Linked DNA regions of Homo sapiens: region 2 is linked to region 1. A link is an interaction called in ENCODE POLR2A ChIA-PET data of the cell type or tissue named here. Cell type or tissue: CD4-positive, alpha-beta T cell. All regions are shown on one strand. Links, peaks and the distances in the headings refer to the core of each region. The heading gives the core; the rest is flanking DNA.

What was found. ChIA-PET counts read pairs that join two places held together with the same protein. Peaks named below come from ENCODE experiments on the same cell type or tissue, not always from the same donor. Only the 100,000 strongest peaks of a DNase experiment are listed, where the experiment ranks them.
Region 2: POLR2A ChIA-PET joins it to region 1 with 29 read pairs; 11 of 35 experiments call an interaction of 5 or more read pairs at or near these places.

What each region holds. Positions count from the first base shown.
Region 1 is chr17:8,894,135-8,904,467 of GRCh38, reverse strand. The region is part of intron 5 of PIK3R5 (phosphoinositide-3-kinase regulatory subunit 5); the gene reads left to right. LOC124903920 (a long non-coding RNA gene) reads right to left here and starts at 7,282. Exons shown (of 3, transcript XR_007065611.1): 1 at 7,192-7,282; 2 at 6,882-7,047; 3 at 5,454-5,520. It overlaps LOC124903921 (a long non-coding RNA gene), which reads right to left and starts at 3,671. Exons shown (of 3, transcript XR_007065612.1): 1 at 3,568-3,671; 2 at 3,151-3,245; 3 at 2,152-2,190. RefSeq lists enhancers at 3,678-3,797, 9,328-9,527, 9,538-9,607. In CD4-positive, alpha-beta T cell, for the core only: no CTCF peak of the experiment used is centred there; DNase peaks (open chromatin) are centred at 3,047, 3,737 and 5,237; H3K4me3 peaks cover 905 bases; H3K27ac peaks cover 2,935 bases.
Region 2 is chr17:8,950,162-8,960,494 of GRCh38, reverse strand. All of the region lies in intron 1 of PIK3R5 (phosphoinositide-3-kinase regulatory subunit 5), which reads left to right. Among named protein-coding and RNA genes, the nearest start is that of PIK3R5, 10 kb to the left of the region's middle. RefSeq lists enhancers at 4,812-5,311, 5,312-5,813. In CD4-positive, alpha-beta T cell, for the core only: no CTCF peak of the experiment used is centred there; DNase peaks (open chromatin) are centred at 4,714, 5,064, 5,954 and 7,144; H3K4me3 peaks cover 2,031 bases; H3K27ac peaks cover 4,151 bases.

The sequences.
Region 1 (10,333 bases), core at 2,797-7,796:
CTCCAAGGCTACCCAGATCAGACAGAGAAGCCCCCAGGATGCTGACAAGAGGGCTTTGCATGTTCTCTGTGCCCCAGGAACAAGTAGGTAATTGTGTGTGTGGGTTGATGCAGTTTGGGTTGGGGAAGGTGGCTGGTACTAGGAACAATGACCACTGTGACAAATGTGGACAAGACCCGGGACTCAGTTTTCATGTGTGGGGTCTGAAAAGTAAGAATTCTTCAGAAATTGCAGGTGCTGTCATAGACATGCAAATCAGGTCTAAGGAAGCTACAGTAGTGCAGGAGAAAACTTAGCAAGTGTGATTTACTGAGAAGCGGCTCAGCGAATCAGTACTCAAAGGAATAAATTCGCAAAAGCATCTCAATAGATGCCTCTAAAATATTTCATAAAATTCATCATCATTCCTGATATTCAAAACCCCTCAATATATGGAAACGATTACTCTAGAAGTGCTTTTAATATGGCAACAGCCCAAGGTAAAATACTAGAGGCATGTTCTTTAGAGCCAATAATCTTCCTCTTTTGGCTTATAGGTATTTGCCTATGCAAAAAGACAAAAATAAAGAATACTTTCTCTTCTGAAGAAGAGAAATTTTAATTAGTTGGAGCTCAAACAATTGGTTTTCTGTCGAGACTGAGAGAATCCCCTGAACAAAGAATTGTCAGAACTAGAAAACAGGTAGCTAAGAGCTTTTTTTATAAACCAGCATTAACCAGTGAGAAAACATAATTTTAAAAAATTTACAATAGCAATTAAAAATAAAAAATAAAAGAAATTTTAATAACCTATATAGAGAAAACAAACTTTGCTGAAGAATGAATAATTGAAGAATCGTATTGCTGGGTTGAATCAATATTGTAACGAGACCAGGTGTTAGGAAAGTAAACGTAACCACAATCAAAATACCAAGATATTTTTAAAATTTATAAAATATATGTAAACTAAAAAACATAATATATAAATATTTTACAAATAAATAAATTTATATATAAAGAAAATAAAAAAATCTATTTGAAAGATTTATTTATGCACTTAGTATATATTCATTCATGTATTTTTAAAGGAGAGTAAGAAGGAAATATTTCCATTTTTTGAAGGTACTATAGGGCTATAGTTATTAAAATAGTACACTATGGGTATAAGAATAGATAGATAATGGAAGAAGATGTAATATCTAGAAATATATTAAATATACAAAATTATATTATATGACAAAGTGGCATCCTCAAATTACTGATGAAAAAATCAGTCATTTCATAGATGATATCAGGATAATTGGTAGACCATAAAAAATATTGAGTTAGAAGACTATCTAAAAAGGCCAGGTGTGGTGGCTCATGCCTGTAATCCCAGCACTTTGGGACGCCAAGGCGGGCAGATCACCTGAGGTCAGGAGTTCGAGACCAGCCTGACCAATATGGTGAAACCCCATCTCTACTAAAAATAGAAAATTAGCTGAGTGTGGTGGCATGAGCCTGTAATCCCAGCTACTCAGGAGGCTGAGGCAGGAGAATCACTTGAACCCAGGAGGTGGAGGTTCAAGTGCCTCCGAGATCACACCATTGCACTCCAGCCTGGGCAACAAGAGCGAAACTCTGTCTCAAAAAAAAAAAAAAATTCTATCTAAAAAATAAAATTAAGAGTTCTAATGCAAACATAAAAATAACTTTTAGATACATTAAAGGTTTAGGTGTAGAAGACAAGACCACAAAAACTACAGAAGAAAAATAGGTTGTATTAGCCTGGAGTGGAGAAGAGCTGCCAAACATATTCCCCAGGGCAAAAATTATAAAGGAAAAGACTAACAGATATGAAAGCATAAAATTTAAAGCTTTTCATATGGCAAGCCCACTTTGAGTGAAAGGTAAATGACAAACTGAGAAAAATATTTGCAATAAAAATTAATATATCAGGCCAAGTGCTGTGGCTCAGACCTGTAATCCCAGCATTTTGGGAGGCCGAGGTGGGCAGATCATGAGGTCTGGAGATCGAGACCATCCTGGCCAACATGGTGAAACCCGTCTCTACTAAAAATACAAAAATTATTTGGGCGTGGTGGCATACACCTGTAGTCCCAGCTACTCGGGAGGCTGAGGCAGAGAATCGCTTGAACCTGGGAGGCAGAGGTTGCAGTGAGTCAAGATCGTGCCATTGCACTCCAGCCTGCAGACAAAGCGAGACTCCATCTAAAAAAAAAAAAAAAAAAAAAAAAAATTAATATATCAAACCCATGAAGAGGTTTTTTTTTTAGTCCATTAAGAAATAGGCAAATACACTTATGGAAATATGAATAAATATGATTCAAGTACATCAAAAAGAACCCCCCAAAATATTCACCCTCACTACTCATAAAGAAAATGCAAAACTAAAGAGCAAGACTCTTCTTCCCCCCCTATCAAATTGGCAAAAATTAAAAAGAAAGAACAAAAATGCCAGCGCTGGTGAGGAATGGGGGGCTGTGTTTGCTAAAGCATCAGAAAGCATACCCTTTCACCCAGCAATTCCATTCCTCAATTTTATCCTGATGAATCCCTATGGATGTACAAAGATGTAGCTACAAAACAAAGACGTTCATCAACGCATCCTTGCTAATAATCAACCAATGCCAAAAAACCTAAATATTGAACATGGTTGAGTATACTGCGGCAAAGTCATTTGGTGGAATGATATTCAATTATTAAAAATGATATTGTAGAAATAGTTACTGAGCTCAAAAGATGTTGAATAACTAGTTGAGCGAAAAAGCAGTCCCCCCAATACTAAGTATGTTATAATCCCATTTTTGTTTTCTCTCTTTCTAATGTATACATGCACCAGGTCCTGTTTAGTACTGGCAGCGTTTAATTCTCACCTTACACATTAAACACACACAGAACAGAAGTACCAAATCTTATTCCCCAACAACTTATGGACCCTAGAAAGCTCAAGACTGGCTTGTAAATTTCTTTGGAAGTGTTCATAACTTTCCTACCCAACCAGTTACCTGATCTGTCTGCGCCCCACCCAGTCAGCTGACCTGTCTGTGCCTCGCCCAATCAGCTGATCTACCTGCCCCCCCATCAGTCAGCTGTCTGTCATTACAAAGAGCAGAGCAAGTACAGCTAGGGATGGCCAACCCCCAAGTCTACCTATAACAAGGTCCTCACCTCATGGTAGAGACTTGGGTGGAGATTTAGGACATCAGGAAGACCCTTAGGAGGCGCTGGACTCTGAAAGGTAAAAGCTGGGTTTGCCAACCCAGCTTCCCAAGGAAAGGAACAAACCAGTTAAAGGAACAAACCCTAAAGGAACACGCCAGTTTAAGGTCAAACTCCTTCATTCCCTCCCACACTCCCTCCCACTGTCCCCCAAAACAAACAGATCAGAATGCCTTCTGAGCTTCTGGTTGGTGACTGAAGTTCCTTTGCTAGGAGGCAATGCCTTTCTTCCTTTCGAGTACGCTCAGAGAAAGAATTTAAAATGCAAATGTCTTGGCAGGGCGTTGGGTTTCCACCAAAGACCGAAATGATTCTTTTTTATTTTGAAAAGGATAAGAGAGTTGTGGGGTTGGGGGAGGGGATTACCTGTGGGGAGACCACTTCCCAGTTTCAAGTAGAACCGGCTGTCCCTCCTCAGCTCAATGCACGCTATGCCTTGAGATATTTTTGCAGGCGGCTGGGTAGAAACTCCGTTCTGGGCAGCACAGAAAGCAGATGTGCCACGGAGGTGCTGGCGGTGGTGAGGCCCTGGCCCTGGAATGATAACATGTGAAGCCTGCAGCACAAGGGCCAGGCAGGGCAGCAGCTGGAGCCGGAAGTAGAATGAGGGTCCTTTGGCCTCAGAGCAGGGGGGACTCTTGGAACCATCACTCACTGCTGATGGCCTTTTCCTCCACATCCTTCCCGGGACCATGTGAAGCTTCAGATATCCTGGTGACCAAGGAGAAGTCAGATGCCCCAAGAGGGCAGCTCAAGCCAAGTACCCATGGCAGGAACCTCTCCTCTTCCAGGGAAAGCAGAACCAAAATAGGAAACCATCAACTCTCCCTCGTTTCGGGGAATCATTTTCAAACAGTTCCAAAACCTCACACATACGTAAATATACAGTGAGCCTGTGCCCGCTCATTAATGAGGAAACCAGCACGATGATAGAGCTGGCTTAAAGGAGGATCCAAGAAACTGAGATGAGCTCCTCATGGAAGCTAGAGTAAGACTCAAAGTTAGATACCAAATAGTTAACATCACAGAGGGGAATAAAACCATAACCTTTGAGGTTATCTTTTCTATTGAACAAAAATCTCTTGCAACTTATCTCACATCCACCAGTTAACCTTCAATTTTAAAGAACCTAAGCCCTAATTAATGACAGATAGTTAAACAAAATTACCTTCTACATGACCCTTAAATGAGCTTGTTGAAAAATACTTTCGCACGATTTTTTTTTTTTTAAGATGGAATCTCGCTCTGTCACCCAGGCTGGAATGCAGTGGCACGACCTCGGCTCACTGCAACCTCTGCCTCCTGGGTTCAAGCGATTCTTCTGCCTCAGCTTCCCGAGTAGCTGGGACTACAGGCGTGCACCACCATGCCTGGCTAATTTTTGTATTTTTAGTAGAGACGGGGTTTCACCATATTGGCCAGGCTGGTCTCGAACTCCTAACCTTGTGAGCCGCCCACCTCGGCCTCCCAAAGTGCTGGGATTACAAGCATGAGCCACCGCGCCCAGCCTTTCCTATGATTTTCAACAGGCCTGCTGCCCAATTCCTGAGTCCCTCCCACCCCCAGTTAAGTGGAGAAAGAGCTAGGATGGAGGCCAGGGAACTTGAATGCTTGAAGGAGAGGCTGAATAACTTAGTGGCTTCTAGTCCTTGGGACCAGACCATTGTACTTGCAAATACTGGGTCTGCTACTTACTAACTGTGGGCCTTCAGCAAGACGTTTAGCTTGTGAGCTTCCGTTTCCTCATCTGTAAAATGGGTGTATAGCAATGCCTCCCTGTCAATGCAGTTAGTGAGGATTAATGTTGGCCTAATTGATTTCACAGTGCTGGGGGCAGTAAGGGTTGCAGTGGTGTTAGCTTAGAAGGTAGGTCCTGGTAAAGTCACAGGGAGAAATGAGAAGGGACGTGGGGAGGTGGGCCCTCCCCCCGTGAAGTCTTAGGGACCCAGTTGCCATGGAAATGAATGAAACAGTTTATCCTGCTTTGATGTGGCTGGGTGGCAGAGGAAGTGGGCCTGTTATCAAGGCTGGGGGCCTCCCCCTGCTTCCTGACTCCACCCCCGTATGATCGCCCAGTGCCTCAATTCTGGAGGTAGCAGGAAACCTCACGTCAGTGCCACTGGGTCCTGCCCACCACAGCCCTCTTGGGCTCAGCCCACATGTTTATTGAATATTTACTCTATGCCTGCATAGCTGTGCCGACCACAATACTTTCCTGCAAAGAATTTACCTGTAAACCTGGGGGATGACATGGGGCATCTTACATGCAAACCGCTCTGCAATTTTCAAAGCACACAGACCTCAAGGATTGCACCTTGCCTGTAGGGGAAGAAGGAAAAGTCATATTCTTCTCATTATAAAATGGGAAATGATTTTGAGAAGACCAAGTTCAGTATTTCTTGTTTAAGCTACAAAGTGAAGTATGAAAGAGGGAACACGAACCCTTGTATGACAGAGACCTACACTTCGTCACTTATTAGTTAATGACCTTGGACAAGTTCCTTAGACTCTCTGAGCCTCCTGGTCAAAAGCAGGATTATAATTATCGTTGATGATGATGACGAGGAGGACAGCAATGATGCCAGGGTTGCTTATGGCATATGAAGCACCGTCATAGGTTGGTCCCATCTAACCCTCAGAACACCTCCCTGGGTAGTTACTATTATTCCCATTTTTCAGATGCTGAAACTGAAGGCTCGACATTTATGTAACTTGCCCCAGGTCACATAGCTGACAAGAGCTCTACCACTTGAACCCATATCTCTTTGATACCAAAAGTCATATCCCATCCTTTTCACATTTGCATAAAGCTGTGTTTCTACCAAGAGGCACTGACAGATGGCTGCATGACCCTGGGTTGCCCAGGCTGTCTTTTTATAAACGCTCTCCCCCTTGGGGAATTTCTCCTGCCCCTTTCCCTTTGGGTTGCTTAATATGGCTTCATACCCTTTGACTTCCTATCAAATGGGGAACAAACCTGGGTTAGGTCAGTTTTGCTTATCAGCGGGTGGCAGGTGAATTCAGAATGTTCTTCAGTGGTGTTACATTTCTCTGGGGACATTACTGATCACAGACATTTGGATTTTATACTTTTTGTCTCTGGTTATGGAATGAAAGGTTAGACCTCTTGAAGGATGTCAAACATCATTGACTAGTAGGTGGGGGAGGTTTAGGGAAAAGAGTAGAGGCAGGTGTTCCAGAAACCACACGGTGTGATCAGTTAGGACTGAGCTGGCTGCCTATAGCAGAAAGCCCCAAACAACTATGCCTTAAACTCTCAGGGGCTATTTTTCTTTTACACACAGACACACAGACACACACACCACACACACACACATACACACACACAATCTGTATGAAGGCAGGCCAGCATTGGCATGGTGGCCCCATGAACATCCTGGACCAGCCTTCCCTCATCTTTCCACTCCACCATCCTTGGCAAAAGTCACCATCTTCAAGGTTGCTTCTTGGTCTAGGATGGCTGCTGGAGTGCTGGCCATCATGTCCACATTCCAGTTAACAGAAAGAAGGAGGTGAGGGGGGTTGCACCTAACACATTCTGCAAGGGAGGTTGAGAAATTGACTCATCAACTGGGTACAATGCCCAGTGTCCCACTCATAAAAAAACGAGGAATGGATATTGAGTAGATGCCTAGAAGTCTCTGCCACATATGACTTACTTGTAAGAGTAGCCCATAAGGCCTGGATTGGTCCTGTTAGGGTGACTCTCACCAGGGTGGTGAAAGGGTGTTATGAAAGGTCTCATCTCAGTTCGCCCCCACAAGCCCGGTGGCTCTGCAAAGCTGGAGACCTCATCCCACAGGCGTTTCCGTGGGGTCACTGCACCTGTTCAGAGCAGCATATGTCTTGTGGTGGCACTGGCCTTTCATTCCAAGAACTCACATCTCCTCTGCCTGCATGAAGGCCTGCCCAGTGGGTTCCTTCCCCCCAGTATTTTCCTCTTGGCTTTCTAGCCACATTCCTTCTCACCTTCCCCCTCTCTGCTCCTGGACTCCCGGTGGCCAGAGATTCCGAGCCTCCCTTGTTATGTCTTCTCCTTTGTTTATTCACCTGAAATCCGTGCTTCACCTTCCTGCCCAGGCCCTGCTGAGGCCCACAGCCATGAGTCCCCAATTCCTCCAGCCTCTCTGGAGTCCAGGACCCTGGGGATGGGGAGCAGGAAGGCGCTATACATGGGACCCCCAGTGAGGAGGGAAGTGTAAGAGAAACCCTGCTGTGGGGAGTGGTGTGCCTGGTGTTTGCTTCAGGGTATGAGGTAGGTCAAACTGTCCACCATGAGTTGATATTAATCATAGTTGCTGGAGAACCAAACCTGATCTAGTCTCATTTGGAGATTGCAATGCCGTTGGGGCCGGGCTCTGCTTCCACCCTGTTGATTCCGTGGAATCTTGGTGTTCCCCTTGTAGGAGGAAACTGAGTCAGATGTGGTTGCTCCCTGCCTCCCCCAGGCTCAAGTACCCACATCACCCTCAGCATGGACCTGTCTATCCGTGTGTCATTAATACCAGTGCTTGCTTGATGGCAGATGTAGTGATTTTCCTGTGTCCTGGATCTTCACAGTCTGCTGTTCTGTGCAGGATCCCCATCTATTTGCAACTTTGAAAAAGAGTGGAAGCTTTGATGGGTGAACAAGGCTTAATGGCGAAGGGCCTTGGACACCTGGGCCAGGAGTTTGAACTTCACTATGAGTGTGTTCTGCCCACTCACCCCGTTCTTCGCCTGTATGGGGTGACTTCTCTCAATTTCTTACTTGCTAGAGCCTGACGTAGGAACAACCCAGGCAAGATTTTTGTTTAGCCCTTGCACCAATCTTGATCTAAGAAGCTAAACTCAGAAAGTTGTTTCCATCTGCTAAGGTGACCAAGAAAGGGTGTGATCTAAGATCAAAGGGAGAGAGGTGTCTGTGGATCTGAGGCTCCCCAGTGCAGCCTCCCTGTTTGGGGAGTGGAGGGTGGAGTTAAGGGTGGTCTCGAAACTGACATTGCACACCCCACTTAGCATTCATGGCCTCCCTGGCATCACCAGGTAACATTGTGAAAACCAAGCCCATGGAGGGTGCTGGGAGATATTTCCAACCTCACAGCACATACCAGCAAATGGGGACTCGGCAGTACAATCTCTAAGCCAGGCTCAAAGGAGTCAGTCTGTACAAAAGCTTATATTATCAAAGCCTCCTCCACATTGCACAGTCTTTTCTAATGTGTTCCCAGCTCAGGCCCCAGCCCACCAGTTAATTACCCCAAAACCCCACACCCCATGCTAAGCAGGGAGGTCCATTACCAAGAGAGGCCAAGGAAGGGGGTTGATGGTGTTTTGGGGGTGAGGGCGGGAGTTTATCTGATGATCATAGGTTCTGCTTGGGAACTGTTGGTACCTTGGGTATTCAGCACCAGCCAAACAACTCTGAAAATCACTCTCTCTGGGTCAGAGTGTGCCAAGAGGCACAGGTATCCTCCTAAATATCCCCCATTAAAGCAACGGGACACATAGAGCAACAGTCGCGTGGAGTCCACGTAGCTCATACGAAGCAGCTTCTGATTCTAACTGTAGCACAATCCTAAAATGAGACTAAGGCACACGAATATAGATGTTAGAGACTGCTCCTCATCCTAGAGACAAGAGGAGACGAAGGAGCTTCAAGGAGAAGGTTGTCAACAGTACCAAGCACTCCAAAACAAAAGTTCAAGCAGCGTGAGGATGAGGTTGGGCCGTTGGGTATGGGGACGGGGAAAATGTTGCCAAGCTTCAGGAGAGCAGGGTCAGGAGGGCAGAGGGGTTGGAAGCCAATGGCTGGGCGTGTTGGAAGAAAGCTGATGTGGAGGGAGAGCGACGTCAGAGTCTACTGCTTCCTGGAGTATGACCGCCTGGATGTCCTTGGTCAACAGAGGCAGAAGTGGCGGTGAAGAAATGGGGTCAGCGGGGTGTGGGTTAATGTTAAAAGCATTAAACAGTAAAAGAAAAGAGAAATAAGGTCAAGAGAAGATTTTGCGTATCTATGTGTTTTATGGTCAGGGAGATGGGGAATATCTGTTTGTCTCCGCTATGGTAGCTATGGTATTATGTAGAGGTGGTTGGAGAGCGGGTGAGGATCTCTTCTCTGTAATGCACGTGAGTGGCCACCAGATGGTGTCCCAAGTCCTGATGTAATAGCCACTGTGTCAAGGACTTATCTGGCAAAATGGACCAAACGTTAACTTCTAAATATGCGATGATTACATAAAGTAAACATCACGCAAAAGGCCAAAAATCAAAGCAATTAGGTCCCAAGTTAGAAGAGCATTATGTGGTAATTTTCTGCCTTTTACTAAAGGAACCTCACAGCCTTTCTATTTATAGCTGTCTTTAAACCCCAACCCCCGCCCTACCCCGCCCCCGAGACTTGCACTTCTGAGGGGACGTCCTGCAGGTTCCCAGCTCAGTCCCAGTTCAGAGTGGCCCTGCTCTCGATGGGGACTGCCCTGGGCCTATTTCCAAGCTATGACAAGAAGGCGACCCACCCCGCTGGGTCCCCAGCCCCTGCTCTGTGAGGGAGTGAACTCCCGCTTTCTGTTTCATCTCCTTGTCATGGTGGAAACAGAACTGAATGCACACTGTAAAGCGACTACTGTGCACAACAGAGTCAAGCTGCAGAAACAAAAGGAAAACCTTTGGTGTGTTTCTTCTCAGCATTTGGAAGTCAGAGGAGACAGAGAGGGGGAAGGGCCAGGGAGAAAGGGGATGCGGGCTGGGAGAGGAGCCTGGGATGCAGATGCCTCAGAGCACGGAGGACGCCAGGCCAGACCACAGTCCTTCCCGATCCCCGGACTCCAGGCAGAGACGGGGAGGTGCAGGTGGGGAAACTCGAAACCCACTGCCTGGCTGGAGCTAAGGCAAAGTGGATGGGCTGAGAGGTGCCTGGCATAGCGGGAAGGCACCCCGGACCGGGAGAGGGGGCAGCGGCAGGGACCGAGGAGTAGCCCTGCGGCACAAGACGGGGCAGCCTCCTGGGCCCAGGTTCTGCCTCCTGCGATGCTCCGCCTCCCAGTCTCTGAAGAGAGAAACTTTAAGTTGGTCAAGCCATGGTGGGGCCTGGGAATCATAGACTGTTAAAGGCCTCAGAGGCCACGGATCT
Region 2 (10,333 bases), core at 3,058-8,057, 56 kb before region 1:
CTCTGAGGACACTGAGCAAGACAGGCAATGTTCCTGCCCCGTGGAACTCACAGTCTCATAGACAAGACATGCAACACACATATTGTTCAATTACAATTGTGAGAATTATGGGATACTATGAGATTATGGAAAGGGAACTCAATATAGTTGAGGGGTTAAGGAAAGGTTTCTCTGAAGAAGTCATATTTGAGTTGAGACTTGAAAGATATAAAGTAAAAGAGAATCATAACAATCATAATACTAATACCTACCATGTAGTGAATACTTGCTAAGGGCTTTTTGAGTGCATTCTCTCCAGCATTCTTTTCAACATCTCATGTGTGGGGTATGTGGGCTCCCTCTCCTGTGAGGATCAGATGATAGCACTACTGGCAAGCACCCTTCTCAGTGTCTGACACAGACCAGGGACTCGTTCCCACCTTCCTCACCCCTCCCCGTATTCCAAGGTCCAGCTTATGGACGCTGAGGTCATCAATACTAATGGGGGGGCCTCTCTTCTCCTTTCCACTGACCATCACCAGATAGCGTGTCCCGCTCAGGAGCCCTCTGCATTTGTGCATCTCCATCAACAGCTCAGGGAGTTGAGTCCCCAACCACAGAAAACTCCACCGTATTTTTTGCCAGGCCTTCATTCTGTTCCTCTTAGGAGCCGCTGTTCTGGGAGGGTTCAGAAGCCCTGATCTGGATTGTCTGTCTCATCTAGGAAGTCACTTGTCCAGCTCCCATATCCTTCTTCCACCAAAGCTTTCTCCCCAGAACCATGAAGTCTGTGCAGACGTATCACTGGGTTTTTGGCCTGAGCATTTGTTCCTGCATGGCTTGGTGGTTTGGCCCTTTTCAGGCAAATCTCCATACAGCCACTTCCACCCAACCTGGCCGAGCCAGCCAGCCTCCTGGGGGAGCGTTCTGCAACCAGATCACATCTACACTGACAACTCTTCGAGGAGAGTCTCAAACTCTCTCTAGATAGTTGGCCCCTTTGAAAAACTGATGAAAGCGAAAGATCATCTCTCTCGTCACCCATAAGCACACATGTACATGTGAATGCATGTGCACACACACACACACACACACAGTCTCTCTCGCTCAAAGTTTTGCATAAAATTCTAAGGTCTTCTTGGATCTCTGCAGTTCACCAAGGGACCCAGGTTAATAACTCCTGTTCTAGAAAACATGACTTTCTGTGTGCTGATTTCTTTGGATTATCCCCAGCACAGCTCCCTGTGGGAGGAAGCTGTTGTCAGAAGCAAGCTGGGGGTAGTGATGGATAATGAAAACTGTGTAGAGGACACTGGTAGCGACTCACTGGTGAGAACCCTGAAGCGGCGTGCTGGGGGCCATCTCATGACTGCACACTGGGCCACTGCTCTGTTGTTGGATTTCTCACCAAGTTTTGAATTCAGCCCATTTCCAAGATGATTAAAGAGTGAAAGAGAAGGCCCTGCGTGGTGGCTCACACCTGTAATCCCAGCACTTTGGGAGGCCGAGGCGGGCAGATCACCTGAGGTCAGGAGTTCAAGACCAGCCTGACCAACATGGAGAAACCTCATCTCTACTAAAAATACAAATATTAGCCGGGCGTGATGGCACATGCCTGTAATCCCAGCTACTTGGGAGGCTGAGGCAAGAGAATCGATTGAACACGGAGGCGGAGGTTGTGGTGAGCCGAGATCGCGCCATTGCACTCCAGCCCAAGCAACAAGAGGGAAACTTCATCTCAGAAAAAAAAAAAAAGAGAGAGAGAAAAAAAAAGGTGTCTGTGGCCACACACATGAATATAAACAGTCTACGGATCAGAGAGGCATGCATGACTGTTCCTTTGCCACAAAAGTCTGCAACCTCCCAAGTTCCCAGGGACAGGCATGAGCTTGGGGCTTTGTTTCTCTGATGTGGTCATAGTTCTTTAGAACCAGTGCCTTGATGTAAAGTGCCATGTGTGAAGGACGTTTTCTTCAATTCCTCCTTTGTAAGGATTTTTAAAAGCATGAATGGATGTTACATTTGTCCAATACTTTTTTAAAGCATCTGCAAGGAAACTCTTGTACTCTTTCACCTTGTGATAGATTTATGTGACACATTAGATCATTAGCTTCCACATATTGAGCCCTCTGCATTTCTGGAGTAAACTCAATTGGGTCAAGGTGCTTTATTCCTTCAGTACTGTGCTAGGTTTGATTTGCTGTGATTTTCTTTAGGATTTTTTTTTTTTTTTTTGAGACAGTCTCACTCTGGAGTGCAGTGGTGCGAACCTCCACCTGCCAGGTTCAAACAATTCTCATGCCTCAGCCCCTGAGTACCTGGGATTACAGGCACCCACTACCACGCCTGGCTAATTTTTGTATTTTTAGTAGAGACGGGGATTCACCATGTTGGCCAGGCTGCTCTCGAACTCCTGGCCTCAAGTGATCCACCAGCCTTGGCCTCCCAAAGTGCTGGGATTATAGGAGTGAGCCACCGCATCCCACCTTTCTTTAGGATTTTTGCATGAAATGAATTTGACCTCTATTTTCCTTTTCTGTGCTGCCGTTGTCAGTTTTTGATATACTGACTTTGCAAATGATTTTGGAAGCACGTTACCTTCTCCCACGCCCTGTGACAGCTTATAGAGCGGGGAATGAGCTGCTCCTTGGAAGCTGGGAGAACGGCTCCAGTCTTGAGGTCTTCCACTGTGGGATTCTTGGCTTCCCACTCCCCAAGCTTCCTTCTCTTCTCTCTTCCTCAGTCCTCCCAGGTACAAATCTGTAAACCTCAGAGCTCCCAGGCTCATGCCCGAGAGCCATCTTTGATTCTTGGCTTCCAATGTTCAGCCACTAGGTCCCATGGGTCCTTACTTTATATGCCCTTCAGCTAACAAGCATGCCTATTTCCACACTGAACTGGGCATATCCACCTTGAGTGAATTCCAGGTGCTGCATTTGGAGGATGCTGAGCAACCACTTCATATCCAGAGATAGGTGACCAGGATAGCGATGACAGAATATGAAGTAATTAAGAAGTAGCGAGGTTTTTCTCCAAGAAGAGAAGACAGAGGAGAAGTAGTATCTGTCTTCAGATGTTTGACGAGCAGTGTCCTTTGAAAAAGGTGAAGACTTCTCAACTGGGTGTCATTCTCTGGAATGGAAAAGGGATGACAGAAGGAAAATTGTAAGAAAATAGACTCCAGCTCACTAGAAGGAAGATCTCAGAGAAATTCAGAGCAGGTCAACAGTGGAATGGGAGGCTTCGTGGTGGCTAGTTTCCCGTTGGGGAAGTATGCAGGGAAAATACATGTTATATATTATGGAAATGATAGCCGTGAGAAAGGAGACCAATATAGCTTATTTTTAAAGAGCCTGTAGTTCTCTAAATCATGGTGGCCATGTCTGACTGGTTGTGTAAACGCTGGTTGTTCTGAGAACATGATTTGAGTTTGAGTAGTTCAGTGACCTTGAATAAACAGGTCCCAAAGCTGGGCAGTTTGCTCAGAAACCCCACAGCCCTGCTTCACAGCCCGTTCTCCGCAGCAGAAGCACCTTGGCTGTGAGAAAACCATAGCCATTCATGGATACTGGGATCCTCGCCCACATCCTCTGCTGGGAGCATGGGCTTTTCTTGAGGTCTCTTGTTCTTGGCTCCTTCTGATACTTGGTAAAATAAACTAATTGAACACCATTTCAAAATTGCCTTCCTCCGTGAGTGTCCCAGATAAGATCTTGGGGCCAACCTATCTCACCTCCAGGTTGAGCTGGGAATTGATGTCCTCTTGTTCTTGGGGTTTTCACGTCAATGTTTCATAGGTCTTTGCACTGTGCATTCACTTCTGTACCATGTTGAGAGTTTCATTTTGAGAAAACGAAAAGCTCTGCGCTCTCCTTGGCCTGTTATTGTGCTTAAGAGAACACAGGGGGCTGTGATGTGATGTACGGGCTACAGGATGGGAATAGGAGATGTAATCTCTAGTCCTGGCCCCTAATTACTTCCTCATCTTGCTGAGTCTGTTTCCTCCTGGACCAACTGGACTCTATGATTCTGACCACCTGGGAGTTTTCAAAGCCTGCTCTCCAAGAGTTTTCTTGTGGGAGCTGCTCTGATGGGCTGAGCAGAGAGGGGACCTGCTCCTTCCCTCATGGTGCCACCTTATGACAGGACTCCCAGTGACTATGAGTCCCTCTTCAGACCTCAATGGCAGAAACCCACCCTCTAGCCCATGCTTCTGCTGGAAGGCTTCCTTTCAGGTCACTGGTGGCTCTGGAATGGCAAGTTCCAATAGTCTCTTCCCAACCTGCATCTTTTTTTTTTTTGAAGTCTCCATAAAGTCTGATGCCCGACAAATTTTTGTTTTATTTTTTATTTTTGAGAAAGGGTCTCACTCTGTCACCCAGACTGGAGTACAGTGGCACGATCACAGATCACTGTAGTGTCAACCTCCCCAGGCTCAGATGATCCTCCTGCCTCAGTCTCCTGAGTAGCTGGGACTACAGGTGTATGCCACCACGCCCAGCTAATTTTTTGTGTGTGTTTTTTGTAGAGACAGGGTCTCACTATGTTGCCCAGGCTGTTCTCAAACTCCTGGGCTCAAGTGATCTACCTGCTTCGGCCTCCAAGTACATGCGGGTTATTTTCACTTGATGCCCTATTTCAACTTGAGCAATATCCAGAGCCCAACTCTGCATCCACAAAGCAGGCTTCCTGTGCAGACTTCCCCATTTCTGTCTCTGCTGAAACCAGACTCCCAGCCTTGAAACCTTGGACTCATCTCCGAGTCCTCCCTCCATCTTCCTTGTTCCCCACTCCCCAGCCCGTTTTGATGGTGCTTCCTTTCTCCATGGCTCTTGTTTCTCTCACTTCCCCATTGTTCTCTCTCCTACCCAATTTGGCTTTATTTACCATATGCCTCTGGTGGGCCTTTTGGACCACAGGCTCTTCCTCTCTTCACCAGGAGATTCTTCTTATGAAAACTTCTATGTCACTGTGTTCAGATACTTTGATGGCACCCCACTGCTTAGGGAGAGTCCAGAGTCCTTAGTCTTCTGTTCAGGTTTCGAAGTTGAGTCCCACTCCTTTCTCCACGAATCATCACGCTCTCCTCCAGCCAGACTGCCTGACTCAGTTTTCCCAAGACCTAACGTGTGTTCTTGCCTCACTCATCCCCTTCCCAATGAGGGAAGCTTTCCAATCATTTTGTTCAGTGCTGACTCTCCAGTGCCTTGCAGGGGCCAGCACTTGTCATTCAATCAGTGCTTGCTGAATGAGTGATTGCCTGGTCGAGCAGCCAGCATGGAAGAGGCCCGGGCCTCAGCCTTGGATGACTGATGATCGGGCAGGCTGGGCTGCTCCCCATCTGAGACCTCTGTGGGGTTCGGTCATCCTCCCCTCAAGGACCCTCCAGACATATCACTGGTCTTCTGTGCACAACTGCAAGGGCTTCAGACACCAGTGGCTTTGTGATCCACTGTGGGACAAGGCAGGTGTCCTCCTCTGGGCTGCTTCAGACCCCTGAGCCTCTGGCAAACTCCAGATGCAAACTCCAGGTGCTGAGAACCCTCTGCTTGGGAATCTTTTTTTTTTTTTTTTTTTTGAGACGGAGTTTTGCTCCTGTTGCCCAGACTGGAGTGCAGTGGCACAATCTTAGTTCACTGCAACCTCCGCTTCCTGGGTTCAAGCAATTCTCTTGCCTCAGTCTCCTGAATAGCTGGAGTTACAGGTGCCCGCCACTACACCAGGCTAATTTTTGTACTTTTAGTAGACATAGGAGTTTCACCATGTTGGCCAGGCTGGTCTTGAACTCCTGACCTCAGGTGATCTACCCGCCTCGGCCTCCCGAAGTGCTGGGATTAAAGGCATGAGCCACCGCACCCGGCAGGGAATCTTCTTACCACCCTCCCATTTAGTCAGATTTAAGATGAGCAGTTAGCTAAGTCTGAGAGCAGGGGAAGCCCTGGGGAACCTTCCCCCAACAAGCCACTCCCAGTCTGGTGACAGCTTCTGCATAAGAGCCTGGGGAAGTGTCTGTTTGCAACACGGTGTTTACAAGGCAGAGGGGCTTCCTGTCCCGCCCGTGCCAGGCTGTGGGGCAATCAGGGCAATCAGGAGCTGTGTTTTCAGAGGGAGTAAGGCGAAGAAACTGTTGAGGGATTTCTGGAGATTCTTCGAACATCACCAGGGGGTGCCTGGCCTACTTGACCCTGGAGGACAAGGGAGATGTAAAATTCAGGTTTAAAAATTGGGAGCAAATTAAAGTATTACTAACTGATTAATTTGCATATGGTCCTTTGCACCTTGCAAAAATACAAAGCATTTTTCACAAAAGTAGCCCTCCCTCTGAGTCTAATGTGGAAATCTCTAGAACAAAAAACTTCCTTTTCTCACTCCCAAGCCGGGGGAGCTTGGGTCAGAGTAAGCAAGGACAAAGTTATTTCTTTTTCTTTTTTCTTTTTTTCTTTTTTTCTTTTTTTTTGCAGAGGAAAGAGCACTTTCTGGGGGAAGGGGAGAGCGGTGGAAATTACTCCCCAGGAGCGATAACTCCCCCATTCCAATTCAGAGCTCATGCATGATGGAGAGTGACACTCTCTCCGTGCATATCTGAGAAATGGGCTGAGGAGGCTGATACTGGACCCTCTGCCTCCTCCAAGGACTGTGGCAGCCCTAGGACACACACCTGCCAACCTGGAACCATTGCCATGGCTCTCACAGAAACACGAGCTTGTGTCCAGAGCCCTTGTTGTCTCTTGGGCCTCAGTAAAAGTATCTGGAAAGGTCTTGGAAGGTGGGTTGGGCTTTCTTGGCCCTGGGGACAGGAATATAGTCCACTTCCCCTCTTCAGTGGGTGGGTAACCCAAGAGTGGGTGATCAAAAGATGGGGCTCACTCTTACCACCTGACTTCTGAAGACCTGAGGTTGTTTTTAGTGGTGAATCCATCCTCTGAACCCATTTGATGCCAAATGTGAGCTGGCCAGTGGTAGGGCCAAGGTGCAAAGGCTCCTGTGAGTTCAACACATTAGCCTGTGGGTCACGGTGCTATGATAGCTGTTGGTGTGAGGGGATTTGCTTTACTGTGCAAAACAAGAGAAAAATAAGGGTGTGGCCCTTTAAAGAACTTGCTAATAAAAACCTCCCACTTGAGAGAGGCAGAGCTTGGCCTAAAGGGTGGGGTTGAGGAGGGAGATGATGGGTGGAGTTGAACAAGGACTAGCCTTATGTAAGCATCAAGAAAACACATTTCTGAACTAGTGAGGCTAAGTAGCTCAGGTCCAAGGCATGTGAGACATTTGGGAGTTGGTTCAGAAGGCTGTTCTAGAGGGTACTTGAGTTGCCTAGCAGATAGATGGTGGGGACTTGTGGAAGTTGATGGAAGCAAGCCCTCAATGCTGGACCATGTAATGGGTGCAATGAATAAAGAAGGAGGCGTCCAACTTCCCATTCCCTCATTCTCCCAACTGTGGTCCAAGGCACTGTGCTATTACAGTCCAGCACTCTCCTCTGAGATAGATGTAGCTGGTCAAGAATGCTCCTTCTTGGACCATGGCTCAACTCTGCCAGGTTCCCATCAAGGCTCCTGTCCAGGGGCTGTTGAAGGGATTGGGTTGCAGCCATGGTAATCATATGATAACGGCCACAGTTGCAACTTGGGTCCAGAGCTCAGTGGCCTCAGAGGGTCCCATCTCCCCTCCTCCCCCTACCTTTCCTGCATTTTCAAAGCTGCAGGCTTACTTCTCGTTGGCTGTGTTACTCCGAAGATCTGCTCAGTAGATGGAGGTGAAAATGTTATTTTTCACTAAAATATCTGACCTTGTTTAAGGAGAAAAAATTTTGTAATAATGCCCATAATTTATTCTCATGGTACTTTATTGACCAGTAAGAGATTACCCCTAATTCATTTATAAAAATATTACTCTCTCGACTTAAGTCGCTTCAATACTAACTGGCCAGCCCAGTTTGCTCCAATGAGTGTCTGGCCTTTAAATAGCTCAATCCCTGCTGCTCTCCCTAGAGTAGGACACACAGAGGTGGGGACTCCATGTAGAAAACCTGTGCTCCAGAAGTCATGTCTGTAGGATGACTTCACCTTTTATGAGGTGTCTCTATCAAGGAAATTTTGGGTATACCGTGTGGTCTTTAAGTCAGACCATAAACCATATTCTACAAATTCAGGGGAAATCCACCAGCTGTAACTAAATGGCATAGTAACAGAAAAACAAAAACATCATTTCTCTTATTAGGTAACTCAGCATTCACTGAAATATTAGTTGGTCTACTGGTTTCTCTGTTGGATTGGAGAGACCCAAAATAATAGTGGCTTAAACAAGATAGAGGTTTATTTCTGTCTCAGGTAGCAAGCTGGGCATAAGTGATCCAGACTTCACATGACAGCTTTATAGGTTGGGAACCAAGGTTCCTTTTGTGTCATTGCTCTGCCTTCTTCAACATGTAGCTCTCATCTCATGGTCCATAATGGCTGCTCTAGCAATTGCCATCGCATCTGCATTCCAGCTAGCAAGAAGGGGAAAGGGGGAAGGGAAGTGCATGCCTCTTCCTTCTAAAAGCATGACTTGGAAATTGCACTTATCAATGTCTATTCATATTCCAGTAGCCAGAATGTAGTCATATGGTCATACTTAGTTACAAGAGTCTGGGAAACGTGATCTAAAATTCCTAAAAGTTATATCCCCATAGAAGGAAGGAGAATAGATATGGAAGAACAATTTTGAGTCTCATCCACATTTGAACTTTGTGAATCTTCACTGTTACATAGATGTTCTTTATCCCTTCTGTTGTGGAGTAAGCTTGCCTCCTAAGCCCTGCTGAAAACTATTAATAAAAAACAGCATGCTACACCAAAAGGTCAAACTAACCCAAATGTCCATTAATGGATAAATGGATAAACAAAATGTGTATATACATTCAATTGAATATTATTGATCCTTAAAAAGGAATGAGGTTCAAACACATGCTACGATATGCATGAACCTTGAAGACATTATGCTAAGTGAAGTAAGCCAGACACAAAAGGATAAATACTGTGTGATTCCACCCAAATGAGGTAGCTAGAGTAAACTCATAGAAACAGAAAGTAGATTAGAGGTTACCAGAGGCTGGGGGGAGAAGTGGCGGGGAGTTAGTGTTTATTGGGTATGGAGTTTCAGTTTAGGAAGACGAAAAAGTTCTGTGAATGGATGGTGGGGATGGTTGCACAACATTGTGAATGTACTTAATGTCACTGAACTGTATACTTAGAACTGTACGCACAAAACTGTACACACACAACCTACAGAATGGGAGAAAATATTTGCAGACTATGCATCTGTCAAAGGTCTAATATCCAGAGTCTATAAGGAACTTAAACAAATCAACAAGCCAAAACCAAATAACCCCATTTAAAAACAGGCAAAGGACATGAACAGACACTTCTCAAAAGAAGACGTACAAATGGTCAACACACATATCAAAGATAATGCTCATTATCACTGATTATGAGGGAAATGCAAATCAAAACCTTAACAAGATACCATCTCGCACCAGTCAGAATGGCCACTATTGAAAAGCCAAAAAACAACAGATGCTGGCGAGGCTGTGGAGAGAAGGGAACACTTACACATTGTTGGTGGGAGCGTAAATTAGTTCAACCACTATAGAAAGCAGTTTGGAGATTTCTCAAAGAACTTAAAACAGAGCCACCATTTGACCCAGTGATCTCATTACTGGGTATATTCCCAAAGGAAAATAGCTCATTATACCAACAAGACACATGTACTCACATGTGTTCATCACCCCACTATTCACAATAGCAAAGACATGGAATCAACCTAGGTGCCCATTGATGGTAGATTGGATAAAGAAAATGTTCTACATATAAACCATGAAATACTATGCAGCCGTAAAAAAGAATGAAGTCATGTCCTTTGCAGCAACATGGATGGAGCTGGAGGCCATAATCCTAAGCAAATTAATGTAGGAATGGAAAACCAAATACCATATGTTCTCTCTTACAAGTAGGAGCTAAACACTGAGCACAAGTAGACATAAACATGGGAGCAATAGACATTGTGGACTCTCAGTGGGGAGAGAGGGAAGGGTGAGGATTGAAAAACCTCCTATTGAGTACTGTGCTCACTACCTGGATGCAATATACCCATATAACAAACCTGCACCTGTATCTAACATAAAAGTTGGAATTAAAAAAATACTTACAATCGTAAATTTTATATTGCATATATTTTACCACAATCATGCTATAAAGGACCAAAGGCAGGGTTCTCTGGCATTTTAGGAGCAATGTCCCTACAGATGAAGCTACTCAACACCCTTTGGGTGAGGTTATGAAGCCAGTAATGAATCCATCTATCTGTGTTATCA